Regions from separate parts of the Homo sapiens genome. Here regions 1 and 2 are each linked to region 3. A link is a loop called in an ENCODE intact Hi-C map of the cell type or tissue named here. Cell type or tissue: endothelial cell of umbilical vein. All regions are shown on one strand. Links, peaks and the distances in the headings refer to the core of each region. The heading gives the core; the rest is flanking DNA. Region 1 holds the start of LINC00243 (long intergenic non-protein coding RNA 243). Region 2 holds the start of MUCL3 (mucin like 3). Region 3 has its middle 26 kb from the start of C6orf15.

Evidence for each region. Hi-C counts contacts between places; a loop is a spot of excess contacts. Peaks named below come from ENCODE experiments on the same cell type or tissue, not always from the same donor. Only the 100,000 strongest peaks of a DNase experiment are listed, where the experiment ranks them.
Region 1: it touches region 3 in a loop (10-fold over the local background); 94 of 110 quality-filtered maps call a loop at or near these places.
Region 2: it touches region 3 in a loop (8-fold over the local background); 8 of 110 quality-filtered maps call a loop at or near these places.

The regions. Positions count from the first base shown.
Region 1 is chr6:30,822,914-30,832,903 of GRCh38, reverse strand. LINC00243 (long intergenic non-protein coding RNA 243) reads left to right here and starts at 2,245. Exons shown (of 2, transcript NR_130726.1): 1 at 2,245-2,389. RefSeq lists enhancers at 3,299-4,198, 4,078-4,372, 5,172-5,672. In endothelial cell of umbilical vein, for the core only: a CTCF peak has its summit at 4,240 (motif pointing left); a DNase peak (open chromatin) is centred at 4,223.
Region 2 is chr6:30,938,683-30,948,672 of GRCh38, reverse strand. It overlaps MUCL3 (mucin like 3), which reads right to left and starts at 7,700. Exons shown (of 3, transcript NM_080870.4): 1 at 7,592-7,700; 2 at 1-126. The coding sequence starts at 7,673. It overlaps HCG21 (HLA complex group 21), which reads left to right. Exons shown (of 3, transcript NR_138040.1): 3 at 2,095-2,694. It overlaps LOC124901299, which reads right to left. Exons shown (of 3, transcript XM_047419624.1): 3 at 9,767-9,990. RefSeq lists an enhancer at 7,027-7,864. In endothelial cell of umbilical vein, for the core only: a CTCF peak has its summit at 5,920 (motif pointing left); a DNase peak (open chromatin) is centred at 5,842; H3K27me3 peaks cover 482 bases.
Region 3 is chr6:31,081,966-31,091,955 of GRCh38, reverse strand. It overlaps the pseudogene RNU6-1133P. Among named protein-coding and RNA genes, the nearest start is that of C6orf15, 26 kb to the left of the region's middle. RefSeq lists an enhancer at 7,667-8,166. In endothelial cell of umbilical vein, for the core only: CTCF peaks have their summits at 4,210 (motif pointing right) and 7,803 (motif pointing right); DNase peaks (open chromatin) are centred at 4,245 and 5,015; H3K27ac peaks cover 1,461 bases.

The sequences.
Region 1 (9,990 bases), core at 782-8,781, 260 kb after region 3:
AGCTAATAGTACAAATCTCAGTCCAAGGAGAGAAGAAGACTGATATTCCAGTTCCAGCGCGCAGGCGGGAAGAAACAGTAGTGAATTTCTCTTTCCTCTTTTCGTTCTGTTCAGGCTCTCAGCAGATTAGATGATGCCCACCACACTGGCGAAGACAATCTACTGAGTCCACAATGCTAATCTCACCTAGAAACACCCTCAGAGACACACCAAGAAATGTTATTTAATCTGGGCACCCTGTAGTGCAACACAATCAAATTGACACATAAAATTAATCATTGAATTTTATACCCTAAAAATCGCAACATCTAATCCATTTCCATTTTTGATGCAGATAAAAAATCCATGAGATCAGTTCAGGAAGCCATAAAAAGGTGATCAAAAAGAAGATGGAGTCAAGGAAGATGTCAAGCAGGAAAGAGCAGAAAGTCCTTTTTTTTTTTTTTTTTTTTTTGAAAGACAGAGTCTCATTTGTAGCCCAGGCTGGAATGCTGGAATGCAGTAGTGCGATCTCAGCTCACCTCCACCTCCCAGCCTCCAGGAAGGTGGGATTACAGGCATGTGCCACCACACCCGGCTAATTTTTGTATTTTTAGTAGAGATGGGGTTTCACCATGTTGGTCAGGCTGGTCTCGAACTCCCGACCTCAGGTGATCCATCCGCCTTGGCCTCCCAAAGTGCTGGGATTACAGGCGTGAGCCACTGCATCCAGCTACTTCTATCTTTTAAAAAAATGTTTTTATATAAATAAAACATACATACAGAGAAGTGCATTAATTTTAAATGTACAGCTCAAAGAACTTTCGCAAACAGCATATGCATGCAACCAGTGCCTAGATTAAGGAAAGGACATTCCCAGGATGCCAGGGGCCCCCTCCTGTGCCTTTTAGTTACTACCCTCCCCAAAGGACAACCTCTCTCCTCACTACTACCATTTTGCCTGGACCTGAGCTTTATATAAATGGAATCATACAATGTGCTCTTTCACAGCTGGCTTCTTTCACTCGACTTTATGTCTGCAGATTTGCCTGTTATCACATGCAGTTATAGGAACATTCATTTTCAGTGCTGAGAAATATTCCACTGCATGCATATGCCACAATTTTCCTCCCCTTTCTCCTGCTGAAGGCTATTTGGGTCATTCCCACTTTAGGCAGTGTGGGCTCCAGTGCTTCTCTATTGGGAGCAGCTCTGCTCCTCCTGTCCCTCAATGAGTGCCACTCACTGAGGACACCACGGAGAGTGTGACTGGGCACCACACAGTGCCCCCAACTCAGGGGCACCAGGTCCCCTTTGGCTCAAAGACGAAGCAAGACAGAGCTTTCTGTCTGACCCCACAAACCTGTCTGCCATTTCTGCCACCTCCCCAGGACTCAGCCCAGGGACCCCTTTCTCTAATACCCACAAATGTGCACATTGTTATTATGGCCCCTCTGCCCCACCAGCACAAGGGAACCCCTTTCTGTTGGAAGGTGAGGGGATGGTTGTTCTTAGTGTCCATTTCTCCTAAATACCTGGCCTATGTCATAAATCCTTTCAGTTCCCATGAGGTCTCATGTTTGAAATTTATGAGGCAGAAGATGCTGCTTGGCTCTGCTTTCTGCTGACTGCCCACCCTCCTACCCCAACTGCTAGAAGGGCTGGGGAGTGGGAGGGGAGGAGGGAGAGATACAGATGAAATAAATCAGAAGTTGTTTTTTTTTTTTTTTCTAGAGATGAGGTCTCTCTCTGTCACCCAGGTTGGAGTACAGTGGCAAAATTGCAGCTCACTGCAGCCTGGAACCCCTGGGCTCAAGTGATCCTCCTGCCTCAGCCTCCCAAGTACCTGAGATTACATGTGTGAGCCACCGCACCTGGCCAGAGAATATTTCAAAATGTTAGCCCTCCACATTTACAACGGAAAGGATTTGGACCAACCCACTTCTGCCATCTCTCTTGGGCAATGGACACTGATGGTTAGGGATGCCCTTACTTGTTCCCAGCGGGCTTCTCATACTCTAACAAACACACAGAAAGGCATCCAGCTCCACAGTGTCTCAGTCTGTGTCATTGGTTTGTCTGGGGCTCCAAATGTCCCACTTCTTCTGGGCATCCATTATCTTCCCTGGAATAGAGTGCAAAGGCCCCTCAGCTCAGTGGTCTTCCCTCAGAGCCTGGAAGCCCCTTCATTATGGTGGCTGGATACTTTCTTGAGATATTAACATGTGTTTTTTTGTTCTTCCTGTTTTGTCACTGTTCTACCCCATTCCAGGAAGCGTTTGCACATCCTGGCCCCAGAAGATTTTGCGTAGCCTCACCAAGAGAAGAAGTTGGAAAGAAAAAAAAAGAAGTTGGCAAGGCATCCAGAGGAGACCCCGCCAGCACCTGGGTTCTCTGCCAGGGGAGAGAGGTAAGCACACTGGACTGAAGGAGGCAAAAGCTGCTCAAGGGAGTGGGGGGTGGGGGGAGATTCCCAGATGCTGTGGAAGGGATGTGGTTTGGGGGTCCTTGGAGTAGTGAGGAGAAGCCCTGCTCCCACATAGAACCCCACACACACAACAGTGGGGATGGAGGGAGGTCAGGGATTCCAAAGGAAACTAGCTAAGAACCTTGGCCTTACTAACCACAAAGACTCCCATTCATATCAGCTGTGTCTGAAGGTCAGAGGCCCAGACTCTGAATGTTCTAGGCTGGGTCAGACCCCTGGGATGGTCACTGGACCCCATAGGAGAAGAGATAGGGGAGTCCCTAATAAAACTTCAATTACATTTCCTGCCTGCTTGGTCAGTGGATACTAAATGCAGATGACTTAGAAAAAGAAAGAATTGTGAGATGCTGTGGAGTCAACTCAATGTCATCATTAGCGTCTTCCTCTTCAGAGTCCTGTATCCCAGCGACGGAGCTCAAGGTTCAGACTAAAGGCTTCCTACCCCTGGCAAGGAGGTCTTTATAGTGGAGGTGAACGTTTACACACTACACTCTGAGAATTTTTTTTTTAAAGTAGCCTCTATTTTGTATGTCTTCTCATCCTGTTAGAGTAAGTAGCTAGTCAGGGATGAGCAGGGCAGGAGAGGGCGCCCCAGACACACACCCACAGGAATGTCAGGCAAACATCAGGTGAGGGTCAGGCAGTTGTTAACGGGCTCTCTAAAATAATTGGTCACAGCTGGCACCAGAGACAGGCAGTCTCCCAATAGAAACATCTGAAACTGGTGATCAGCAGTTTCCCAATAAGATCCCAGTAAGTGACCAAAGAGGCAAGAATTGAGGTTGCTGCAGACCCCTATGGATTTGCTGCCACTAACGATCCCTACTACTGCTGCTGGGGAGGAGGTTTTAATAGTATCTATTAATTAAAGATATCCCAGTCTCTTTTCTATCCTCCCTCCCCAAATACTGCTCGGTCCACCTCATGAGATTGTCCTGGGCCTTTTGAGACCCAGGCAATGGGAAGAGAAGGCCATGGAAGTGGACTGAGAATGCTGGGTGTCTAGATTAACTATGCTGCCCTCCGGAAGGCACCTCCAGTAGGATGCACAGCTGTGGCTATCAGCAAATTCCCCTTCCTCCTCTTGCAGGTGCCCTAGAGAACATGGATAGGGCTGCAGGTGGTTAATGGTTCAAAGACTACTCAGTGAAGACGCTGCCTGGGGGAACAGAGTGTGGCCACATCTAAGGAAAGAAGGTACAGGTGAACAGGAGAGGAGGTGAAGGAGAAGCGAGCAGGTGGGGGTTGCGGAGGGGCTGAGGAAGGTCAGGCAGAGCCAGGAGACCAATCCAGCTCCTTGGAAGGTAGCTCAGTTGACTCCTTACCATGTGGCATTTGTAAAAGGTGGACAGTAGAGGCCTGGGGCCAGAGAGAGGCTGGACCAGATTCCCACTGTAAAAATCTCCTTGCCAAGGTCCAGGTAGGGTGTCCTTAAGTCTGAATCTTGATCCCCATCGCTGGGATACAGGACTCTGAAAGAGGAAGATGCTAAATGACTGCATTTGGGGAGGGAAAGACACGCTCACTTCTCCCCAGCCCCAAGTTGCCCTGTGTTGCTGCCACACTACGTAACTACAGTCATAAACTATATTTGAAGCATGATGGAACCTGAACCATGGCAGTAGCTTAAGTTGACTACATTAACAGGGAAAGCTGAGTCATGATTCTATACTGAATATAAAAATTAAGTCAGATGTGCTCACTCACATGCACACAAATATTCTGGAAAGCTGAGATCCACAGCCCCAAGATGGGGAAAGGGCTCCCCCTGGTGGGATTGCCAGAGGTTCCCCCATGGAACTGCACGCCCCAGACCAAGCCAAAGCCCCAAGCAAAACAATCTGCTATGTCATGCAGGATTGGAAGACTTTCGTTTGCTTCAGGGCCAATTTATGACTCCCGGTATTCTCTGTCCTGAAATGACACCCAGTTCCAGGAAGAATTGGATTCTAGGACCAACTTGTACAGGCGCCCCAGGAGACAGTCTGGGCATGCAGGTCAGCCGATGTGTGCCGGGGAAGACTGTCCACATTTGCTCCTCAGTCCCACTGGGCCTGATCACAGGCCACCCCCCATAGTAAAGGGGAGCCAGGGCCCCTGGGCAAGGTTAGATGCTGCCTCTCATGCCCCTGAATTAGCCAAGAGGCGCTCCAGCAGGAAGCCTTGTTTGGCTTATATTGCAAAGGAGGCACCACTTACTATGCAGTCCCCTGCCCGGAGCACCTTGCCTGTGCTACTGAGAAATGTCCTGCTGCAGCAGGAGAGGCGGATCGAGCTACAGCCAAGAGTGTGCCCTGCCTCCATCTGTTGACCCAGGTCAGAATGATGTGGAACACTGGACAGTTAACTCACTGGGTTCAAAAAACACAGCAACACAATGCTCTGGGTGCCTCCTGGCTGTGATGTGCACTATTGTTTTCTGGGGAGATCCCATCACATATGAAACTTCAGATGTTCATCCAGTGATCATGTCAAGCTTCCATTGTTTGCTCTCATATGCTCCCTGGAGCTGGATTCCACCCTGGCTCAAGACCTCTGATGAAGTGCTGGCATGGAGCAGAAACTCCCTTAGGCAGAAACCCCCTTTCCCCCTTGCCACCCACCCCCCACCAGCACCCCATCCTAGGGATGCCACCGCAGGTCTCCTCTCATAGCAGCACTACTTCCTCAATTCTCAACTTCAGGTTACTGCTACAGAGTCTCGCACCTGATCCAGCCTTGAGAAAGTGATTAGAGTGTGACCGGAAAAAATTGTTAGTGATCCCCAAATATGTAGTATAAAGCTACAGTAAATGCTTCTAAAAAATAGACACAAGTGAAACAGGCTAGCCCAGGGGCTTTCAATACAGAGCAATGATAGATATAATATTAGAGAAAATTAAAAAGCAATGCTCCACAAAGGGAGAATATCCCCAAAGATATTCCCAGAAACTGAATATAAATGCAAAAGATGAACAGGGCTACAGCTGTGGCCTGTTGGGTTCTGACTCAGGGTACAGTTAAAGGCAGCTGGGAAGTCAAGTCCTGTTGAGTACTGAGTGGTGAGATAGAATTAAATTGCCCACTGAGGTGGGGGACCAGTGTCATGGTCACTGTGAAAATATTAGGGACTCAGATTCCCCTCTTGCCCACACTTCCACCCTCTTCAAGAAGACTGAAATAGCTTGCTACTAACTTCGCCTGGGACTGTGGCCTAGGGAGGCCCGTGGTTACCAAACGGCACCACACCTGGGCTTAACTGAGCCACCCACAGCCATGGGGCTGGATGTGAGTCATTCCCAGGGTTATCCCAGGGCAGGAGCCCCGACTGCCATATAAGACCTAGTCCTGAACACTGGCCCCTGGGAAGGGCAACTGCACAGCCACTAGGCAGGGAGGAGTGAGGAACAAGAGAAGGGAGACAGAGAAAGCCTGGAAATGAACCTGGAAGCTGAAATTCCAAAACACATAAAAACTAACACTGAGAAAGGCAGCCAGCAACATCAACACTTGATGCATGACAGGTGAAGTGAAAAGAATATAATCATTGGAAAGAGTCTTCAGTATCCTCAAGGAGGCAGTTAAACATATAATGTTCACTTAAAAATCAAGCCACTATGAGATTACAACCAGGCAGAAACGTGCTGTCATATAACAATGGAACAGAAAAATATTATGCAATAAATGGTTCAGGAGAAATAATTATTAATATTTGGGAAAATACATATAGTAGATGTAAATCCTCACTTCATCTAACATATCCTGAGCAAATCTAAATATTTTTTAATCTCTGAAAAGGGTAGGATGTTCTAAATTAGCTGAAAGAAGCCAGGTGTGTTGGTGGCGTAATTCCCAGCTACTTGAGAGGCTGAGGCAGGAAGATCGCTTATGCCCAGAAATTCGAGACCCGCCTGAGAAACATAGCAAGACTCCCAGTCTCTTAAAGAAAAATAAAACTAGATTTTAAGATAAATATCATACAAGAAATATGAAAGTAATAAGTAAAACATGGGAAAAAAGTAAAAAAACAAATTAACTGAAACAATAGGCCAACAAAAGAAAGGAATATATGCATAGATTTAACTACAAAAAGTTTTTAAATTTTTTTTTTTTTCTTTTGAGACAAAGTCTCGCTCTGTCACCCAGGCTGGAGTGCAATGGCACAATCTTGGCTCACTGCAAACTCCACCTCCCACATTCAAGCGATTCTCCTGCCTCAGCCTCTCGAGTTCCTGAGTACCTGGAACTACAGGCACAGGCCATCATGTCCAGCTGATTTTTTGTATTTTTAGTAGAGACAGGGTTTCACTATGTTGGCCAGGCTGGTCTTGAACTCCTGACCTCAAGTGATCCACCCTCCTCGGCCTCCCAATGTGCTGGGATTACAGGTGTGAGCCACTGCGCCTGGCTAATTTTTATATTTAATAGAAAAAAATGGAATGCAAATAAATAAGGAAAATGTTGGCAACAGTCTCTGAATCCAGCCTTTCTGGGTATGACTTTGGGCAAGTTACTTGACCTCTCCAGGCTTCTATTTCCTCCGTCATACGAGACTAATTATTGTACCGTGAGGCAGGATTAACTGAATTACTCCATTTAAAGCTCTTAGAACAGTAACCAGCACCTAGAAAATACCCCACAGCTATTTGTATTTTATATTGTACTGTGTGAGAAATTCAGACACAGACAATTTATAACAGAAACACCATAACTAATTAACAATTATCAACGAACAATTCAACTTCATTAATATTGAAAAAAATCTAATTTTTTTTTTGCCTTTCTAGTTGATAGACTGTTAAAATAACAATAGTGTATTCCTGCCCTAACCCTGGGGTCCTGTTCCTAAAAGCCTCCTTGGATGAAAACATTGTGATTAAGAAACTCAGGACTTTATGAAAAGTTAGGGATAGGGAATACTGAAATCTTTAGAAAACCCATGTTTTTTAAAACTTTTGCGTTTTTTATGTTTTAAAACTATTCCCAGCCAGGCACGGTGGCTCACGCCTCTAATCCCAGCACTCTGGGAGGCCAAGGCAGGCAGATCACTTGAGGTCAGGAGTTCGAGACCAGCCTGGCCAACATGGCAAAACCCCGTCTCTACTATAAAATACAAAAATTAGCAAGGCATGGTGGCGGGCGCCTGTAATCGGAGGCTGAGGCAGGAGAATCGCTTGAACCTGGGAGGCAGAGGTTGCAGTGAGCCGAGATGGCGCCATTGCACTCCAGCCTGGGTGACAAAGCGAGACTCCGTCTCAAAAAAAAAAAAGCTATTCCCTATTTTTACTAAAATACACTCATAAAGAGAGTATCAATTTTATAAAACTTAGATTGGTAACTGCTTACTGAACAATTACTTCCATTAATTTTTCCTTACTGGAGCATAGCCTTCTAAAACCTCTCCCCTGCGGTTTCAGTGAGATGTTTGCAAATCAGTTAAGTGGGTCTATAAGGAAGAACTGTGGTATTTGTTTGCATATGGTTCCTCATCCAAACACTGCGAGCCTTTTCAGTTATCAGTGGCTGTATGTAATGGACAATTATAAAACAGAGAAAGAGAAAGTGATCCAAGCGGAACGTGCTATGGAAGGTTGCACCAGGAAGAGATGCTTGTGCACTGTCTGGAATGAGCCAGTGGTCCCAGCCCAGGGATTCTGGTTCACTGGATCTAGGGATGGGCCAGGCACGTGCCGCTTGGAAGGCTCTGCAGGTAGTTCTAATGTGCACCCTGTCATGAACCTGCGGAAGAGGATTGGATCAGGGAAGGGACACTTGATTTCTCAGCTTTAACATAAATGAGGGTTTCCATTTTCTGGGTTTTAATCTTCTCCTTTCACTGTAAAATGGAAGAGTTGGACTAAAGTGGAATCTTCGTTATATGACGAGGCAGCACAATATGCGAGAAAGCACACAGGACTTAGGGTCAGGCCACTGGAGCTGGTGTTCTCTCCAGAGTCATTCTTCCTCTCCTTCACACTTACATCCACCCTTCCTACCCTAAAATCCATCTCCCATCTGTCCCCACTCAGTCCCTTAACCACTGCCTTTTTTTTTTTTTTTTTTCGAGATGGAGTCTCGCACTGTCACCCAGCCTGGAGTGCAATGGTGCCATCTTGGCTCACTGCAACCTCCGCTTCCCGGGTTCAAGTGATTCTCCTGCCTCAGCCTCCCAAGTAGTTGGGATTACAGGCATCCACCACCACGCCCGGCTAATTTGTCTTTTTTTTTTTTTTAAATCAAGCAATCCCCTGAAACTGAATAGGTTCAGAGAGACTCCTGCCACTAATTCAGATGTTCATCACCTCTCACTGGAGCAATTTCCATAGCTTCCCAACTACTTTTCCCGACACCAGTTTTTGTGTTTTTTTTTCTTTTTTGAGACAGGATCTTGCTCTGCTGCCCAGGCTGGTATGCAGTGGCGTGATTATGGGTCACTGCAGCTTCCGTCTCCTGGGCTTGAGTGATCCTCCCACCTCAACCTCCTGAGTAGCTGGGACTACAGGCATGCACCACCATGTCTGGCTAATTGTTTAAAACTTTTGCAGAGATGAGGTCTCACTATGTTGCCTAGGCTGGTCTCAAACTCCTGGCTCAAGCAATTCTCGCATGTTGGCCTCCCAAAGTGCTGGGATAACAGATGTGAGCCACCACACCCAATCCCTGATACCAGTTTAGATCCTCTCTAATCCCCCTTTGCACCGCCTTCTGGTATGCATCTTCCACTGCTGCTGAAACCTCTGGCTGATCACAGGAGGGTACATTTTCCCCACCTCATATGCCAGTCATTTTATTAGATCATCAAAATCCTGGCAGTCACCAGTGAGCGATTTACATTTTTGCAACGTGGTTCCCATTATTCTACTGTCTCTTTCTTTCTTTAGTAAACCCTCAATGTTTCTTGTATAAGAAATGGGCTGGGATGGCTGGGCGGGGTGGCTCACACCACTGCACTCCAGCCTGGGCAAGAGAGCAAGACTCCATCTCCAAAAAAAAAGAAGGAGAAGGAGGAGAAGAAGAAGAAGGGGAAGAGGAAGAAGAAGAAGAAGGAGAAGGAGAAGTGAAAGAAGAAGAAGAAGAAATGGGCTGGGATGTTATCAAGAAGCTTTGTCATTTTGGTTTATTCTTTTTTTTTTTTGAGATGGAGTCTTACTCTGTCACTCAGGCTGGAGTGCAGTGGTGCCATCTCGGCTCGCTGCAACCTCTGCCTCCCGAGTTCAAGCGATTCTCCTGCCTCAGCCTCCCAAGTAGCTGGGATTACAGGCACCCGCCACCATGCCCAGCTAATTTTTGTATTTTTAGTAGAGACGGGGTTTCACCATGTTGACCAGGCTGGTCTTGAACTCCTGACCTCATGAACCGCCTGCCTTGGCCTCTCAAAGTGCTGTGATTACAGGCGTGAACCACTGCACCCGGCCCATTTTGGTTTATTCTTTGCAGTCAATAAACTTTTAAAGGACTTCTGCCTTCACCAGGAGCTGCATCCCACTTCACACATCTAGGCACTGAGTGTTCCCTTGGGCCACAATCAAAGAGCCTCTCATGGC
Region 2 (9,990 bases), core at 1,421-9,420, 140 kb after region 3:
TTTGTCCTGAATGCAGAACAATGTGATCAAAAGGGATACTATAAACAAGGCCTGGAGTGAGGGGAAATATGTGATCGGATGTTGAGAGTTCCCCAGTTTTCTGATATTCTTGGAATGTAGTAGCACCTGTGGAGGGAGAGAGGCAAATAAGAAACTTCCCCCATGTTCTTCTCCAACTCCCCCTTCCCACCTCCTTCTCTAGGGGATCTCTTTGTTCCCCCTGATATGACTCCCCAGCCAGTCTCCTCTGAATACTATGATATCTATTCCCCATTCTCACCTCCAGCCCCTAGGCTCAGGCTGTGCCTTCAGCAAGCATGCCACCTCATCCCCTTCCACATCTCCTCAACTCTCCATCTCAAGGCCTTCTGGCTTTAAGGCATCTTTTCTGATCCGTCTAAGCAGATAAAATCCAGCTTCATTTCAGTGCTTGAAAAGGTCTTTATTCACCATTCTGTCCTGTTACCTTCAACTTCACGTTACAGTTGTTTGCGTGCCTGCCGACCTCCACTCCCTGCCATGCCTATCCAATGGTAAGGTTTTGAGGGCATGTATGGACTAGCATTTTACTGTGCAGGTGCCCCTTTAGGGTCTGTAACTTATGGAATGGAGTCTTCTTTCTATGGCATAGCTGAGAAGACCAGGAGTAAACGTTAGACTCTTCACCTTTCCATAACATTCTAACACCATCCCAAATGTAACAGTGTGAGAAATTGAGGTAAGACCTCTGGCAGAACTTCCCATAGGGATTAGCAGGTAGACACAAATTGTGAGTGAGAGATGTATAAGAAGAATGGAGGATGGGTAGAGTAAGGAGATGGGAAGCTTTCATTTCGGTGATAAAGTTGGATGAGGGGAATGGATGAGATGACCCAACCCTTATGGTCACCCCACTGGGTCCCCCTCTTCACACATTTAAAGCCAACTGGGGATAGATGAAAGGGGCCATCCTGAAAGGAAAAGATATCTGCTTGGGGGTCCTGACAGGAGTAAACGAGGCAACTAGATTGTGGTAGGGACTGACTATGTTTAAGGACAGGGTGTGAGAGAAAACACCCCTATCAGTGGACAGATACACGCCTTAATTCCATGGAAAAACAACCTGATGGAGACAGAGGAGATGTCTCTGATACCTAGCCAAAAGAGTGAAGGCCAAGAGATCACCAAAGAGTGAAAGAGATAGTGTCATTACATAACTGAGGTTTCTGGTCCCTGTTAGCTCAAGGCGGCAACCGGAACCTGGACCTATTCCCAATCACAAGAAACCACAGTCCACCTGCCTGCTGATGGGCAGAATCGGCCTGGGGAGCTTAGTCCTTGAAAGAAATATGGGCAGGACAAGAAGGGTGTGAGGGTAATAGAGAAGCCCAAGTCTCTGAAAGGAATTGAGAATGAGGGGAGAGAAGGGGGCTGAATGATCAGGCCTGCACTCCACTGTCCCAATCCCATTACCTGATCTCCTTGGCAGCAATACCAGTAATAGCTATTGTTTATTGGACACCTTCCCCGGCCCCAGGATGTGGCTGGTGGCCTCACAGACATTCTCTTTCTGGATTCTCTTCTATGGTGATTGATCTCCCAATGCTCCATAAGGCTCTTTAGAAGCGGTCAACTTCCCCTATTTTACATCTGAGAAATTTACATTTCACGGAGGAAAAGTGACCTGTACATAGTCCCACAACAATAGCAATGGGCAACGTTTCTAGAGCTCTACAATGAGACAGGCAGGTTCTACAAGTGAGGGCATACATTAACTTATTTACTTTTCACAAGAACCTGTTGAGGTTGAGAACTATCCTATTCTCCAAACTTTATAGATGAAGAAACAAGGTTCTGAGTGGTTAAGTAATCTTCTCAAGGACACCCAGCAAGTAAGAGGTCGAGACAGAATCTGAACACACATCCTGGGGTCCCGGGCCCAGATCATTGCTGGTTAAGACCACAGTGCACAGCCAATAGGTCAGCCCAGTCTTTTAAAGAAGGAAAGACACTGACATGTGTGGACTCCCTGAAAGGTGCTGTTCATATATTTGTTTATTTAATCAAATAATTATGAACCTGTGAAGTGAGGAGTGTGATCTTACTGTTTTACAGGTGGGGAAAGGAGACGCAAAGAGGTTAAGTAATTGGCAAAATTAGACTTTTCACTGTGCCCCAGATGTTTTTAAACATGATAAGGGATGAATGACTATCTATTGAGTGAATAAAGGAGCTGGCAGCAATGCAAAGGGCATTTTCCACTGGCCTTAAAGAATCAGAGGACAGGTTTGACATCCAGGCTCGGTCCCTCAGCGGTTTTGCATTCTTGCTCAGGTCTCTTAAGTGCTCTGAAGCTCCATGTTCTCGACTGTAAATAACCATGATGCTGACTGCACCAGCTTAATGTGAGGATTAAAGGAAGTATGGACCATGGAAGACTCTGGAGCACAGAAGCTATTTAAATGTTTGTTGAATCCACATTGTAGTCTCTGAAATAATCTCGTGCTTTGCCCTGTCCTTCTCCTGGTAGTAAGGGGAGCCTGAGCAGTAGCCCTACCCCCCTGCCTGCTCCATCCACCTCTCACCTGCTGTGGCCACCTTCTTGAAAACAGCAGCCTCTGCATTCCTGGGCCACTTTCTCTGCTGTGTTTTAATAACACAGCACTCATCACTTTCTGATATGTGATAAATACAATTAAATTTCCACAATGGCAAGGCTTTTTTTGTTTGTTTGTTTTTTGAGATGGAGTCTCACTCTGTCGCCAAGGCTGGAGTGCAGTGGTGCGATCTGGGCTCACTGCAACCTCCACCTCCTGGGTTCAAGTGATTTTCCTGCTTCAGCCTCCTGAGTAGCTGGGACTACAGGCACATGCCACCACACCCAGCTAATTTTTTGTATTTTTAGTAGAGATGGGGTTTCACTGTGTTAGCCAGGATGGTCTCGATCTCCTGACCTCATGATCTGCCCACCTCAGCCTCCCAAAGTGCTGGGATTACAGGCATGAGCCATTGCATCCGGCCGGGGTTTTTGTTGTTGTTGTTGTTGTTTGAGATAGAGTCTTACTCTGCACCAGGCTGGAGTGCAGTGGCATGGTCACAGCTCACTGCAGTCCTGACCTCCTGGGCTCAAGCAGTACCCCCACCTCAGCCTCCCTGTCAGCTGGGACTACAAATGTGAGCCAGTATGCCCCCTCCTCACCTTTTTTTTTTTTTTTTTTTTAAGACGCAGGGTCTCACTATGTTGGCCAGGCTGGTCTCAAACTCTGGTCTTCAGTGATCCTCTCATCTCAGCCTCCTAAAATATTAGGATTATAGGCGTGAGCCACTGCACCTGGCCTGGCCTGGCCTGGCCTGGCAGGGATTTTTATTGTTTTGTTCATCGCTGTCTCCAGCCTAGAACAGTGTCTGATCCATAGGAGGCACTTTGTAAATATTTGTTGAATAATGAATGAAAGAATAAGACTGATGAAAACTCCTTAAAAGCCTTGCCAACAACATTTCATCATGCACGTTAAGTAAAAACCAAATGTATTTGTGACCTCCACAGGCTGGAAGACCAAGGGCGACTTCCGCTGTTCAGTAATTGAGCTCTGAGATTAAAAGACGTTGAAAGAAGGCCTCTGGCCCACCAATTCTGGGATACCAGTTGTCATTAAACCACAGGATCACAGTCCATAACTAGACTCAGATAACAAGATTTTAGAATTTTAGATCTGCATCAAACAGTTGTGGAACCATAGATTGTAAAAAGCTGAGGTAAAGCTCAAGGGATTCCTTGGCCCTGACACAGCCAAGAGGCAAATCAGTGTAAACCCCCAGGACAAGAGGAGCATCTCTGCCCCAGACGATCTACTTTGGTAGTGACTTATTTCCCTAGTAAGTTTTCACCAGGAGATATTCATTCCACGTACAACCATCATAGCCCGAAAAGAACTGTTTTGGTCACTGAAGAATAGGCAGGAGGTGCAGAGAGGAAAATCCAACTTTAGCACAAGACACTGTAGGTGGATGCTCAGCTGGGATAAAAGAATAAGAACAAATCCCACAACATCAAAACGATGCACAGTGCCAAAGGTCCCCGCCATCTGCTTTGTTCACTCATTTGAAAGAGAGGACATCGGCTGGGCACAGTGCCTTATACCTGCAATCCCAACACTTTGGGAGGCCATTGTGGGCCTGAGGTCAGGAGTTCGAGACCAGCCTGGCCAACATGGCGAAACCCCGTCTCTACTAAAAATATGAAAATTAGCCAGGCGTGTTGGCAGGACCCTGTAATCCCAGCTACTCAGGAGGCTGAGGCAGGAGAATCAGTTGAACCTGGGAGGCAGAGGCTGCAGTGAGCCAAGATCATGCCACTACACTCCAACCTGGGCCACAGAGTGAGACTCTGTCGAAAGAAGAAAGAAAGAGAGACAGAGAAAGAAAGAAAGAGAAAGGGAAAGAAAAGGAAGAAAAGAAAGAAAAGGAAGGAAGGAAGGGAAAGGAAAGGAAAGGGAAGGAAGGAAGGGAGAAAGAATATCTTGCTAAGCAACTCATGCCTTGGAGTCGCTGTCAGGGCACGCTGTCCCAAAAGAGCATCTCTAGTGTTTCCTGGTATCCTTACCCCCATAAATGGCATGCTCCATTTGCAATAATGTGGGTAAATGTTTGTTAAAATACCTATACAGTATGAGTTCAATAAGTGGCTTAAAATGCAGACATAGAAAAAGAAAAGCTGGTGGGCACAGTTGTTCACACCTATAATCCTAGCATTTAGGGAGTCTGAGGCAGGAGGATCACCAGTTTGAGACCAGTCTGGGCAACATAGCGAGACCTGTCTCTACAAAAAAAAAAAAGGAAAGCTAAAGGGAGATATAATCAAATGATTGCTTGGGGACTAGGGAGTATACAGAGATTTTATTTTTCTTTCTTATTTTTTCTATTTTCCATTTTCTACAATGAGCATACATTATTTGTGTTATAGAAATTAAATCAAATAACATTTGTTATAGGAAAATGTTCTTGTTAGATTCTTCCAAGGACCCCAGCCCCAATTCCCATCTCCTGCCTCACCTGTACTCTCTCAGATGGTTTCATCTAGACTGCACCTGTGCTCCCTCAGATGATTTCATCTGGGCTGCACCTGTGCTCCCTCAGATGATTTCATCTAGACTGCACTTGAGCCTCCCTCAGATGATTTAATCTAGACTGCGCTTGAGCCTCCCTGTGATGATTTAATCTGGACTGCACCTGTGCCTCCCTGTGATAATTTAATCTAGACTGCACCTGTGCTCCCTCAGATGATTTAATCTAGACTGCACCTGTGCTCCCTCAGATGCTTTAATCTAGACTGCACCTGTGCCTCCCTCTGGTGACTTAATCTGGACTGCACCTATGCCTCTCTGTGATGATTTAATCTGGACTGCACCTGTGCTGCCCTCGGATGATTTAATCTAGATTGTACCTGTGGTTCTGTGACTGCATGATGCAGACTCTGGGGTTCCAGGATCTAGTTATCTGTCTGGGTGTTGACTGGTCCTGTGGACAAACGTCAGGGTCTCCTCACCAGAATGGTAGACTAAAGGGCTTCATCCATCCCAGTTGTCCCTCTTCCCTTCCTGCCCTGGCCTCTCTCTCTGCTGGGCACAGCCATGCACCAGCTCTGATTCACACTCCAGTTCCACCCGACCTCATCACAACCCGAGCCCAGCCTCAAGCCCTCCCCACCTGTAACCCACTCACTCTTGTCTTCAAAATCTGCAGAATGGGAGCAGCCAGCTCCCCTTGTCCTCCCCACCCCTCCCTCCATGCCGCCCAGCCACGCCTATCTCCTCTCCGAGACCACGCCCACATGGCCCCATCGGAATCTCAGGAATTCAGATCTCCGCCCTGAAGCAAATCTCAGAGCGACTGTGTATGGAGTGGATTCCCTTCCGCCCCCTGCAGGTTCCTCTTCCTTAAGCTGCAAGATGGAAGGAGGAGAGAGCAGCCAGTGGACAATCCGCCTGAGAGGAAGGGGAAGGAAAGGCGGGAGAGATGGGGCCGGGAGGTGTTGGGCAGCTGTGGTACCTCTGTCTCCAGACCCTCAAGGTAGGGGAGACAGACATCAAGTCAGGGCACAGACAGGACGCACTGCTGAGACCTTTCAGAGGCAGCTCAAAGATTCCTCAGTCATCGCCATTCACCACCCACCTGCCCCTGCCTCCACCCCTGGCCTCAACCTGACTGTGCTCAGGGAAGGGGCACTGCCTCTAATATCACCCTGTGGATGGCTCTGTCCTTGGATGACTGTCCAGTGGGTAGATAGTGTCTCTGAATCTGCTGTTCTACATCTGCCTTGTGGAGACCCTCCTCCAAATTGCCCAGGCCCTCCACACCGCCCCTGTGTTCAGCATCTCTGCTCCCCGGGTTCAGTAGCAGTCCGTTTCTTGACTAAGTGAACTAATTTCATAATTTCATCTTATCTTTAGGGTATGTTTTGTTCGTCGAACTTGTCCATAGTCATTTTCCCATCAAAGTCCTGAGATGTTTCCCAACTGTAAGACAGGGACAGAGCCTTTGACGCACACTTTTCTGAGTCTCCATGTGGATTAAATGAGTAAATGTGGATGAAGTCCCTAGAGCAACACCTGGTGCAGTGTAAATGCTCTGTAGGCATCAAATACTGGTACGGCTGGGCAGCAGCATCCAGCCCATTTTACAGATGGTGTGGAAGGCCAGAGTAGGCAAATGGGTCAGAGTCAGGACTGGAAGCTAGGTCTGCACAAAACAGAGCTCTCAGGAGAGAAGCTCCACCTGTCCCCCCAGGGCTGGGGGCAGTGGAGCTGGAATCCCTGCTTACCTCCCTCTAGCTGTGAGATATGGGACATAATCATTGTGAATCCACTCTCCTCAACTATAAGATGGGATATTATTAGCCACCTCAGGGGATGCTGAGATGAAATGAGATGAGTCTCTGGGCACGGTGGCTCTCACTTGTAATACCAGCACTTTGGGAGGCCGAGGCAGGCGGATCACTTGAGGCCAGGCATTTGAGACCAGCCTGGCCAACATGGTGAAATCCTGTCTCTACTAAAAATACAAAAAAATGAGCCAGGCGTGGTGGCAGGTGCCTGTAATCCCAGTTACCCAGGAGACTGAGGCAGAAGAATCGCTTGAACCCGGGAGGCAGAGGCTGCAGTGAGCCAAGATTGTGCCACTGCACTCCAGCCTAGGCAACAGAGCAAGACTCCTTCTCAAAAAAAAAAAAAAAAAAAAGAAGAAGAAGAAGAAGAAGAAGAAAGAAATCACCATGAGCAGCTGTGAATTCCGTGCACGGTGCTCAATGAATGTCAGGTGCCTACCCCCACCATCCAGGGCTGGCAGCCTCTACAGTGTCTTTATGCAAACTTGAAGAAACCCCCTCTGGATGGGTGCAGCCCTGTGAGCCATGTTTTAAAGAGCAGAGCACAGGCTGGATTTCATCTCCTACTACATGTCCCTTAGCCAGCAAACTTGAGCAGAGAACACTCTAGACAACTGTCTGTAGCAGCCCCGTGCCCGCCCCCTTCATTCATTTCTATTTGTTGTCCAACGCTATGAACACTAAGAAACAAGCTGTTTCTGTCTTCTGTATCCCCTGTGGGCATCTTACCTGCCCCCCAAGAAGCTAGAAGGAAGAGGAGGCAGCACTGGAGGCCAAAGGCGGAGCAGAGGCTGTGGACCGGCTGGGCCATGTCGGAGCTGGGTGGCTGCTTGGGGACCATGGGCTGCGGACCCCTCACCTTATATGGAGCCAATCTTGACGTCATGGGGGCTGGGGCTCCTCAGGACTAAGTCTTAAACAAATGGAGCCACCCCAACCCACAGGGGAGCCCTGATAAGAGGAGACCGCAGCTGCTGCGTCATGGAGCCAGGCACCTGGGTGCCTGCCGAGGGGTGGGATCTGGGGGCAGGGCAGAGGAACCAGAAAGGAGCAGGCACCTGAGCCAGCCCCAGTGGAGGGAAGTGAGGGTGGCGCCTCCAGGGCTCTGGGGAAGTGGGGAGCAGATGGCTCAGTTCTAGAAGGACTGAGCTCTGGCTGGGAGCAGGATGGGGTGGGGTTCACGTTCTGATCTGTGTCCAGCTTCACGCGCACCCTCCCACCTCTCCCGCATCAGCCCAGCTTCCACACCCCTTATTCACACATGGTCATTCTTGCCACCTTGGGCGGAGCTGTCCGCGAGGATCAGGTGAAAGAGCAAAGGCGAGAGAAAGCCCTCGAATGACCCTCGCTGCAGAGAAAGGTGCTTCATGATGTTCAGAGGTCATACAACAATATGTGGAGAGTGCAGAGGCAGTGACAGAGACAAGACACAGAACCACAGGGACATATGTCACACCCCTCACCAGGGACACAGACAGGTCAGGCCACCCAGAAGGACCGAGGCCAAGATCTTTGGCCAAGAGATGCTCGGTGTACAGGGGCTTCTGCTTTCACTCTACCTCTTCCCTCCCACCTCAGCTCAGCGGCTGTCTCTTTGTCTCGAAGTCCCCATTCACTCCTATACAGAAATGCAGACATCTCATTTTTAGGAGCACCCCAGAGCTCCCCCTTCCCTTCCTCACTTCCTGCCTAAAGCAAGCATTAGCTCAGAGACTCCCTTGTCTCCCCAGTGACAGTGCCTGGGGCTGGAGTAGGGGAGGACAGACTCCCTGGGTCTCTAGCACAGAGAAGTCACAACCCCTTTCTGCCCACTGTGGGTCTCCATGGAAAGTAAGCACCTTGGATCCCTGCTGTGTCATCAGAGCCTAGGACAGTGTCTGGCACACAGTAGGCAATCAATAAATGTTTCCACTCCGCCTGGATGGAGTGGAAGCCAGGGCCGGAGGATGCCTTTCTGAGGGAAGTGGGGGCAGGCAAAGGCCATAGAGAGGTCCAGGACCTGAGGGCAGGAGGCCAGGCCCTCAGGGCATTTGGGCTCATGAGAGGACTAGAGAACTGGACATGTGGGTTCCTCTCCTTACTTGGTGTGACTTGTCCCTAAGCCCTGGGCAGGGCTGGAATAGGTGGGAAGAGGAGAGGAGGCCAACTGCTTATTAATGTGATTAATGGGAGATTAATGAGGCTCCGTGGAGTCAGGCCAAAGACTGACTACTCAGAACTGGGCAGCCTGCCTCCCAGGCAATATATCCTGCAGGATGGAGAAACTAAGGCAGACACAGGCTGTCCTCTGCAACTCCATGTAGACTCGGGTGACTGACAGTCCCCCTTTTCACTGGTCCCCTTCCCCCCCCCCCTTTCCCCAGGGACCCAAGCCTCTAGGACGGTGGTTCTGTACAGGGAGGAGTAATTTTGCCCACATCAGGGAACATTTGGAAATTTCTGGAGACATTTTTGTCACAATTTGGAGTGGGATGCTACTGGCATCTAGGGGGTAGAGGCCAGAGATGCTGTGGGACATCCTATAATGCCCAGAGCAGTCTCCACAGCAAAGAATTATCCAGCCCAGGACACCAATTGTGCTGAAGTGGAGGATCTCTGCTTTAGAATAAGCACTAACCAGTGTTTGTGAATGAACACCCCCTTCCCTTCTCTCTGAGCTACAACTCCACCCCAAGGACGCTGATGTCTGGGATGGAGAAACCTGGAGGTAGGTGGAGGCCCAAAACAGTCTCTTACAGTCAGTCTATGTTGCTTCATCTGAGCTGGAGGCTGAGAGGCCAGTCACGAAACAACTCTGCCAACTACCATTGTTTGGGCATTTCTATGTACTGAAGAATGTACTAAGCACCTCACCTATGAGTTATCACCTGTCACCCTCACTTTACAGATGAGGATAAATGAGCCTCGGATCAGGGAATGACTTGCCCTGGTAACTGGCAGAGACCAGACTTGGCCCTTCCGGGCCCACATGACACAAAAGCCCATGCACTTGGGCAAACCCACAGCATCTGGGAGACAAGTGGAGGAAGTGCCATTTTATTTAGCAATAACTTGTTCACCACCCTCCCATAGCAGACCGAGGGGGCACCACAGAGGAGGGTCCTGCACCTGCCCTGAGGGGAGAGAAT
Region 3 (9,990 bases), core at 741-8,740:
GATCTCCTGGGCTCAAGTGATTCTCCCACCTCAGCCTCCCTAAGAGATTGCAGGCATGAGCCACCACGCCCAGCCATAACCTACTTTTAATCAGCAGCTTCAAAATGGCTGTGACATCAAGTGTATAATAACACTGAACTCACAGTCATGCTCTACATATCAAAAGATGGGTGGAGAGAGACTTCTTCTGTCAGTTTGATGGAAGAATATGTGTGCCGTCTGTTTCATGTACACTAGAATTCATCCCTGAATTAAGCCAGACCAGTGGCACGGACACACAGCATGGGACTGCACTGATCTGACTGATTCTGCCGGAACATGGTGCCACCAGCTGTAACAGGAACACCGAAGAAATGAATAAATCCTATGAAAACTTGTATTTATGGTAGTGGTGTGGTTGAGACGTTGTTCACTTTATCACACCCCTTCTGGTCAAGGGAGACCAGAAGAAAACTGCTTCCTGGTCTCAGGGAAAGGATTAGTTGTGTTACTATTGCGGGACTTTTCCTTAGTTCAGCTAAAGACGGGTTCTTTGTCCCACAGCCACGAAAATTCAGGCTCGCAGACAATCTGAATGGTGAATGAGATGGGTTTTATTGGATGAAAAGGAAGAAAACGGAGAAACAGGGACTGTCGCTAGGCCAGAGTCCCTACTAGAGCGCTTCCCACCCGCCATTCAAATCCCAGGATCCACACACTAAGAAGAGGGGCCAGGCTGCTCCCCGCTGCAAAGGGCACAAACTTCCTGAGGCTCCACCTCAGTGGGCAGGCTGGTTGGCATTTCTCCAGGGAACCCCTCCCACCTGGCTGTCTCACTACTTCTGAGACTTTGGACACTGGAAGCCATGTGATGATTGTGTTTCCCTCTTTGAATTGGCTTCTAGAGAGCTCAGTTCCAAACCTGCGACCCCCACCCCCAGCACAGCATGATGTTTATACTAATCTTACTGGTTTTATCTGATTTTTCTAACTCTTTACTTGCCTTCGTATTTTTCTTTCTTTTTCTTAGAGATTTTGGGGTCTCACTCATAGCTCACTGCAGCTTCAAACTCCTGGGCTCAAGTGATCCTCCAGCCTCAGCCTTCTGAGGAAGTAGCTAGGACTATAGGCATGTGCCCCAACAGCCTGGCTAATTCATTTTATTGCTTTTTTAGAGATGAGATCTGGCTATGTTGTCCAGGCTGGGCAGTCTCAAACTCCTGGCCTCAAGCAATCCTCCTGCCTCAGCCTCCAGAGTAGGTGGGGTTACAGGCAGGCACCACCAGGCTCAGCCTTAGTTGTAATTTTTAATTCTGTTGTATTGTGTTTAAGCTATTTTAGATTTTGTTTAAAACAAGGCTGGTATAGATACATACAATGTTTTATTCCTGGACTGGGTTTTACTATGACCTGGATGAAATACTCCTAAAATATCTACCTCTCTTAACTTTGATTTCTTGGTCACCCAGCAACGTATTTTGATTGGCAGTCAACTTTTCCTTTCAGGTATCTTGCTACTAGTTTATTTAGTTATTTTGTCATTTCACTGTTTCCATTCACTAGTTTCCATATTTCATTGCGTCCTTTTTTGCTCTTGTGTGTTTTTTTTTATGTCATTCTTTTAAGTTTATATCATATTTGTGTAATGTGGTTTTTTTCTTAACTTTTAAATTATTTTGAAGTCAATTTCATTACAAATTTCTTTTTTTAGCCAGGTGCAGTGGCTCACACCTGTAATCCCAGCACTTTGGGAGGCCGAGGTGGGCAGATCACCAGAGGTCAGGAGTTCGAGACCAGCCTGACCAACCTGGAGAAACCCTGTCTCTACTAAAAATACAAAAATTAGCCGGGTGTGGTGACACATGCCTGTAATACCAGCTACTAGGGAGGCTGAGGCAGGACAACCACTTGAACCTGGGAGGCGGAGGTTGTGGTGAGCCGAGATCATGCCATTGTACTCCAGCCTGGGCAACAAGACTGAAACTGCGCCTCAAAAAATAAAAAATTTAAAAAAATAATTAATTAAATTAATTAATCATTATTATTATTATTATGAGACAAGGTCTGGCTCTATCACCCAGGCTGGAGTGCAGTGGCACAATCACAGCTCACTGCAGCCTGGACTTCGCTGGCTCAAACTATCCTCCCACCTCAGCCTCCCAAGTAGCTGAAATGGATACGTGCACCAACACGCCCGGCTAATTTTTGTATTTTTAGTACAGACAGGGTTTCGCCATGTTGCCCAGGTTGGTCTCAAACTCCTGAGCTCAAGTGATCCACCTGCCTTGGCCTCCCAAAGTGCTGGGATTATAGGCATGAGCCACCATGCCTGGCCTAAAATTTCTTTTACTGTGGTAAAAATAAACATATATATAATTCAGCTATAAACGAGGAATTACATTCTGATACATGCTACAACATGGATGAATATTGAAAAAAAATTATGCAAAATGAAATGAGCCAGAAACAAAAGGACAAATATTGCATGATTTCACTTACATCAGATATTTAAAATGGGGAAATCTGGTTTGTCAGCACAGCAGGGAAAAAAATAAATAAAAATAAAATAGGAAAATCATAGAGGTGAAAAGTCAATTTAGCCAGGTGTGGTGGCTCATACTTGTATGTGTGTGTGGTGTGTGTGTATATATATGTGTGTGTGTGTGTGTGTGTGTGTATGTTATATATATGAAAATGTATATAAGGTAAGATTTCCCATTTAACCATTTTATTTTATTTTATTTTATTTTATTTTCTCAAGACGGAGTCTCGTTCTGTTGCCCACGCTTGAGTACAGTGGCACGATCTCGGCTCACTGCAACCTCCACCTCCTAGGTTCAAGCAATTCTCCTGCCTCAGACTCCTGAGTAGCTGGGATTACAGGTGCCTGCCACTATGCCTGGCTAATTTTTGTATTTTTAGTACAGATGGGGTTTCACCATGTTGGCCAGGCTGGTCTTGAACTCCTGACCTCAGGTGATCCTCCCACCTCGGCCTCCCAAAGTGCTGGGATTACAGGCCTGAGCCACTGCACCCAGCCTAACCATTTTAAATGTATAATTCATTGGCATTAATTACATTTGACGTTGTTGTGCAGCTGTCAACCACTATCTGTTTCCAAATTTTTTTCATTACTCCAAACAGAAACTCATTACCCATTAAGCAATAACTCCCCATTCTCCTTTCCGCCCAGCCCCTGGTAACCTCTAATCGACTTATTTTCTTTTCTTTTTTTTTTTTTAGAGGTGGTGGGGGTGGGTGTCTCACCATGTTGCCCAGGTTGGTCTCGAACTCTTGGCCTCAAACAGTTCTCCTGCCTCAGCCTCTCAGAGTGCTGGGATTACAGGCATGAGCCACGGCACCTGGCCAAATTGACTTTTCACCTCTATGATTTTTGTATTTTACTTTTATTTATTTTTTTTCCTGCTGTGCTGGCAAACCAGATTTCCCCATTTTAAATATCTAACGTAAGTGAAATCATACAATATTTGTCCTTTTGTGTCTGGCTTATTTCATTTTACATAATTTTTTCAATGTTCATCCATGTTGTAGCATGTATCAGAATGTAATTTCTGCTGGGCGCGGTGGCTCATGCCTGTAATCCCAGCACTTTGGGAGGCCGAGGCTGGCAGATCACCTGAGGTCAGGAGTTGGAGACCCGCCTGGCCAGCATGGTGAAACCCCGTCTCTACTAAAAAAAATACAAAAATTAGCTGGGCGTGATGGCGCGTGCCTGTAATCCCAGCTACTCAGGAGGCTGAGACAGGAGAAACCCTTGAACCGGGGAGGCGGACGTTGCAGTGAGCCAAGATTGCGCCACTGCGCTCCAGCCTGGGTGACAGAGCAAGACTCTGTCTGCAAAATAAAATAAAATAAAATAAATAAATAGAATGTAATTTCTTTTTTATGGCTGAATAATAGTACTTTGTAATATTTTCATTATTGTGTATCTTTAAATTAATTTTAACGCCTTTCTTTTTTTTTTCTCTTTTTTTTTTTTTTTTTTTGGTAGCGATTTGGACCTCACTATGTTGCCCAGGCTGGTCTCAAACTCCTGGGCTCAAGCGATCCTCCCCTCTCGGCCTCCCAAAATGCTGGGATTACAGGCGTGAGCCACCTCGTCCTGCCACCATTTTATTTTTTGAATGATTTCTTATTGTCTTAACTTCTTAGGTGACTAACAATGAGGCTTGCTACTATCACCCTAGCATAATGATATCATCCTTAGCAAGGGAGTTGGGCGCTCTTACCGGTAGATGGCGCTGTCGATCTTTTAAAAAGCGAGCTCTCCTGCCCTCCCACTTTGAGCTCGCTGAGTCAAAACACAGCCCGAATAGTTTAGGAGCTCCAAAGCCCCGCTTATCTCCACTTTCCAAATTCTCTCTCATTAAGACCAACAAAAATTTTACCTTTATTATTAGTTATGTGACCTGCTAAGACAATTTATAACACTTTTTATTATGGAAATTTTCAAACTTACACAAAAATAAAGAAAATACCTCTATTTACCTACCATGGGACTTCAACAATTATTAGCATTTACAAATCTTGGAACAATGTTATTTTCTCACATTATGTTCTATCTCATCCCTCTTAAAGAGTTATCAGATGGGAAATCCATGGTCTAGGCTCAATAAAATCACTCTACATTAGGAAAGTCTTGGAAACAGATTGCGTTTTAGCAGGAAAAGGAGGGGGGTTGATGATTTCATTCAATAAAACAGCCTTAACTCACCGCCGTGACCAATAACCGGGTAATGTGGAAGCTCCCCGTAAGATTCCTCGTGGAAGGCAAAAATAGAGCACAACTGGGCTTTTGAATACCTCTTACATCTGCCTGCCTTTGTCTTGTCTATTTTCCAACCTGATTTCACCTGCTCCCTATCAGGATCTTAGCCTCTCAGGGTGCAGCTGATCTCAGTTCCTTTCCTTATAGTGAGACCAAGATAAGTTGACTGGGCCTGGAAATATTCTCAAGAGAGGTTTTAGAATGGAGTCAACTGCATTTCCACTGAGTCATGTCTGAAGATAAATCACAGGGCATCTATTCAGCAGTCCAGGCTGATATCTATCTTACTTCCTGAATGTGGGTCTCGGGTATCCCTCAGAGCAGCTGTCTGATATCAGGAAGGGAAATGTGTGTTAGAGATGGTTTATTGTTATAAGTCAAACAAATAAATTATTGAATAAAACATGTTCCAGCTTTTGTCTTGATAAATATACCTTCATACTGATCTTGAAGGCTAGTGTAGCAGATACTGTTGTGTGCCACCCAAATCCTACCTTCAACATTGTCACTTATTCCCCAGCTGCCAGGGGTGTTGGTTGTGACAGCTCTGTCTCTGGGAATTGCCCTTAGCTGAAAAGAGCTGTCTTGCCCAAGGTTACACCTCCCCTCCCTGGGGGCAGCCACATCCAATGACTGATAGATAAGATAAGAACATACAAAGTCCTGGTTACCTTGCTTCAAGTTTGGCCACCTTTTTGTTTGTTTGTTTGTTTGTTTGTTTGAGATGGACTTTCGCTCTTGTTGCCCGAGCTGGAGTGCAATGGCACAATCTCTGCTCACTGCAACCTCCGCCTCCTGGGTTCAAGTGATTCTCCAGCCTCAGCCTCCTGAGTAGCTGGGATTACAGGCGCATGCCACCATGCCCGGCTAATTTTTTGTATTTTTAGTAGAAACGGGGTTTCACCATGTTAACTAGGCTGGTCTTGAACTGCTGACCTCAGATAATCCTCCCCCACTCGGCCTCCCAAAGTGCTGGGATTACAGGCGTGAGTCACCGCGCCCGGCCGAGTTTGGCCAAATTTAAAGGACTTTTCCAGTGCCAGAGGCCTCCACAACCCATGAGATCAGCTCAGTACTCTTTACGGCTTCATTACAGTTCAACTGCTCCCTTTCCCTGTCCCGTTTCTCTCAGCTTTTAAAGGTGTTTGTCCCAAGATTGTTCCCCAATAAAACTTCTGCAGATAAATCTATCTGAGAATCTGTTTTCTGGGGAATCCAGGCTAGGACAGCCAGGCTGGAATTTAGAATTCTGAGACTCCCCTAGGTTCCATGGCAGAATATGGCTGAGTGAGGAAAACTAGCTCTGGGTCCTCTACCTGCATCTGCCCTACTTTCTTTTCCTGAAAATTCAAGTCCCTAAAATCTCCAGACCCATATCCTTCTCTGAAAACAGCCACATTTTGGGGTCTCAGAGCATGCACGACAGCAGCGAGGCATAACCCCTGGGACGATGGCCCCAGGAGGAGGCCCATGCAAACTTGGAAGCAGGCTTGGGGGCCATTAGTGCCAGGAATTCAGGGGTTCCAAGTACCTAGACTGTAGTACTTGTAGAAGAGATGCAACCTCCATGGGTAGGTCTATCCCTTTGGCTTCTCGGACTTTTTGTCCTATAAGTTGGGGGAATGATAGAGCAGGTCCCTCTAGATCATGGAGCCCGGGCAGGGTCCTCATGTGCTTGGATCCAAGGGTGGGAAAACATTTTCTACCTAATTTAAACCAGTGGCATTTGTGTCTCTGTTACAAGCAGCCAAAAATTTATATTTTAACACGTCTAGTTGACTTCCTGCACTTCTATGCCCATCTTCCTAAAAGAGAACAGTGTATCTCTCTAAAAGGGACTTCATCCTTTACTCTCAGGTCCTAGAATATACTGATGTTTCCTACATGTTAATTATGCTTTCCACAATCAAAATTTGATTTCATTAGGAAATCCATTCATGCAAGAGATGTCTCTAATTAAAAACTATCCAAATAACTTCTCCAATAACCAACCACACTGGCCTTTTTGCTCTCCTCCCTGCTGAGGGCTTATATCCCTGGATATCCTTTGACATCCATCAGCCCTGCTCTCTATAGTGACAATCTACAGGAACATTTCCATTTATTGCCTCTCCAGTGATTCTCAGCTCTTTGCAAACAAAATTCCATCCAGTTCCTTCAAAGGGCAGTCCTTTAAAAACCATGAGCCTATACTGTTAGTCATGATATGCGGAAAGAGATTGTTGAGGGTCTCAAGTACCAAATCCACCTACTGCAATGCATTGAGAAAATATGCATCAATTGCTTGTTCTGATAATGTACTGTAGTATGTAAGAGCTTACCACTGGGGAAGCTGCGTGAAGAGTGCACAGGACATCTCGGTACTAATTTTGCAACTTTCTGTGCATCTTTAGTTATTTGAAAACAAAAAGAGAAGAAAAAAAAAGAGGAGGAGGCAGGACATTAAAAAATATAACCTTATGGATGGGCTTGGTGGCTCACGTCTGTAATCCCAGCATTTTGGGAGGCCGAGGCCGGCGGATCACGTGAGGGCAGGAGTTCGAGACCAGCCTAGCCATCATGGCGAAACCCCATCTCTACTAAAAGTACAAAAATTAGCCAGGCGTGGTGGCAGGCGCCTGTAATCCCAGCTACTCAGGAGGCTGAGGCAGGAGAATTGCTTGAACCCGGGAGGCGGAGGCTGCAGTGAGCAGAGATCTTGCCACTTCACTCCGGCCTGGGCAAAAGAGTGAAACTCTGTCTCAAAAACAAAACAAAACAAAACAAAACAACAACAAAAAACTCCTTATTCAAAAATCGAGGCCATTCCAGATAAAGGAACTCTCTTTATATCTACAGTTTTGGCTCCAAACTTTATTGTGGCTTCGTACCTTAGTGAACTGGATTAGTGAGCATGTGTGATTGCAGTGACTGCCTAAAAAAGAGACAGGGCAGCCTGCCCTGTCCCATGAGTCCTTCCCGTTGGGCTTCCATAAAAGGGGTGAAGTGTCCTTCCCCAGCAGGAGGCGGCATTGAGTAATTCTCATGACACCAGCCTTAAAGAAGGACTTACTTGGCCTGCAGTCTGCCACACACATCTCCCTCAGGGCCCCAGCAGGGCCTCTGCAGCTGGTAGGTGCTTAATGGAGGATTTTAGGATTTTGCATCTTGGTTATCTCATCTTTGAGGACTCGACCTACATCTGGCAAGTCTAGGAGATGGAATTGAGGAGGGCATATGCACAGAGTACTGGGAATTAGAGAGCTGAGTCACTGGAGAGTCTCGAACCTCAGAGCAGCTGCCTTTCTCTTGGACTCAGGCCAAGATTGAGGGAGACTGACGACATATTGCATCTCACAGGTTCCCAGGGGCACAAGGCTATTTGCGACCACAGCAGCTCCGTTTGGCTAAGGAGGCCTTGGGTTTCTGAGGGATAGGAAGAATCAGAGCAGAGAAGAGCAGATGGAATGGTGACCGACGTAGGGCCCTGAAGTTTACTTAGGGTTGTCTTCTAGAAATGTGAGGTGCTGTGTTTACAAAAAAAGCATAGCTTGCACTGCTCTCAGTCTCAGGTTCCCAGGGGAAAGGGCTAAATAAGGACAATCTGCAATGCATTGGAAGGAAAAACTGAGAGGCTTATACATTTATGAGAGGTATCCCCACTATGTATTTGTAAATCTTCCAGAATGTAGGAATGTCCAGATGCCATTAAAAAAAAAAAGACTAACTGTATTTATTCATTTATCTATTTTTATTGACATTGTAATTGTATATATTCAGATGCCCTTTTTTTTTTTTTGAGATGGAATTTTGCTCTTCTTGCCCAGGCTGGAGTGCAATGGCATGATCTCAGCTCACTGCAACCTCCGCCTCCTGAGTTCAAGCAATTCTGCTGCCTCAGCCTCCGGAGTAGCTGGGGCTGGGACTACAGGCATGCACCACCATGCCCAGCTAATTTTTCTGTACTTTAGTACAGACGGAGTTTCGCCATGTTGGCCAGGCTGGACTTGAACCCCTGACCTCAAGTGATCCTCCCGCCTTGGCCTCCCGAAGTGCTGGGATTACAGGACTGAGCCACCTCGCTCAGACTTTTTTTTTTTTTTAAATGGAACCCTTCACAAATTTGTGTGTCATCCTTGAGCAGGGGCCATGCTAATCTTCTCTGTATCAGATGCCACTTTCATTTTTAGACGGAGTCTCACTCTGTTACCCAGGCACCTGCCACCATCCCCAGCTGATTTTTTTGTATTTTTAGTAGAGACAGGGTTTCACCATGTTGGTCAGGCTGGTCTCAAACTCCTGACCTCAGGTGATCCACCCACCTTGGCCTCCCAAAATGCTGGGATTACAGGTGTGAGCCACCGCTCCTGGCCTTTTTGTTTTTTAAACTCAGCACTCATCTTAGTATTCTAATATATTATCTCCTAAATAAGTTTTTATTTAACTATTTAAAATTTTTATCAGATTTATACAGATATGTAATTTTAAAAGCCAAATATATATGTGTGTGTATATAAATTACAGATATGTAATTTAAAAAGCCAAAGACAGAACAAAAGCTATAGTCCGGTACCAACCCCTAATTCTCTCTTCCTAGAAGTAAAAGCACTTCGATGCTCAATTAGTTTTTATCTTCCTGTTTCTTAATAACAAGTTATATCAGTCAGGGTTCAGTGCAGCAACTAGAGATTACGCTAGGTAAATTAACAGGAAGACATTTTACAAAGGGTATTAAGAGCTTTTGAAATCTTTATAAGGGCTGAGGGCACAGGTTCTAAGCTGGGCTTTATGGAATGATATCCAGAATTATACAGATCTACTAGGTTTTCTTTTGATCATTTGTCTATGAATTTATCACAAATTTGTCAGCAGATTCTATAGAAGTCTATTTTTTCTCTGCAGTCTAATGTATTACAATTAATCAATTCCCTCTTTTTCTTGGTAATATCTTTCTGTAACCAGGTAAAGGAATTTTCTTAATCCCTGAGGTTTTGGCCCCAAGCCTTTTTTTTTTTTCTTTTTTCTTTTTGAGATCCACTCTGTCACCCAGGCAGAAGTGCAGTGGTGAAATCTTGGCTCACTGCAACTTCTGCCTTCTGGGTTCAAGAAATTCTCTGCCTCCGCCTCTTGAGTAGTTGGAATTACAGGCATGTGCCACCATGCCCAGCTAATTCTTTTGTGTGTTTTTGGTAGAGACGGGGTTTCACTATGTTGGCCGGGCTGGTCTCAAACTCCTAGCCTCA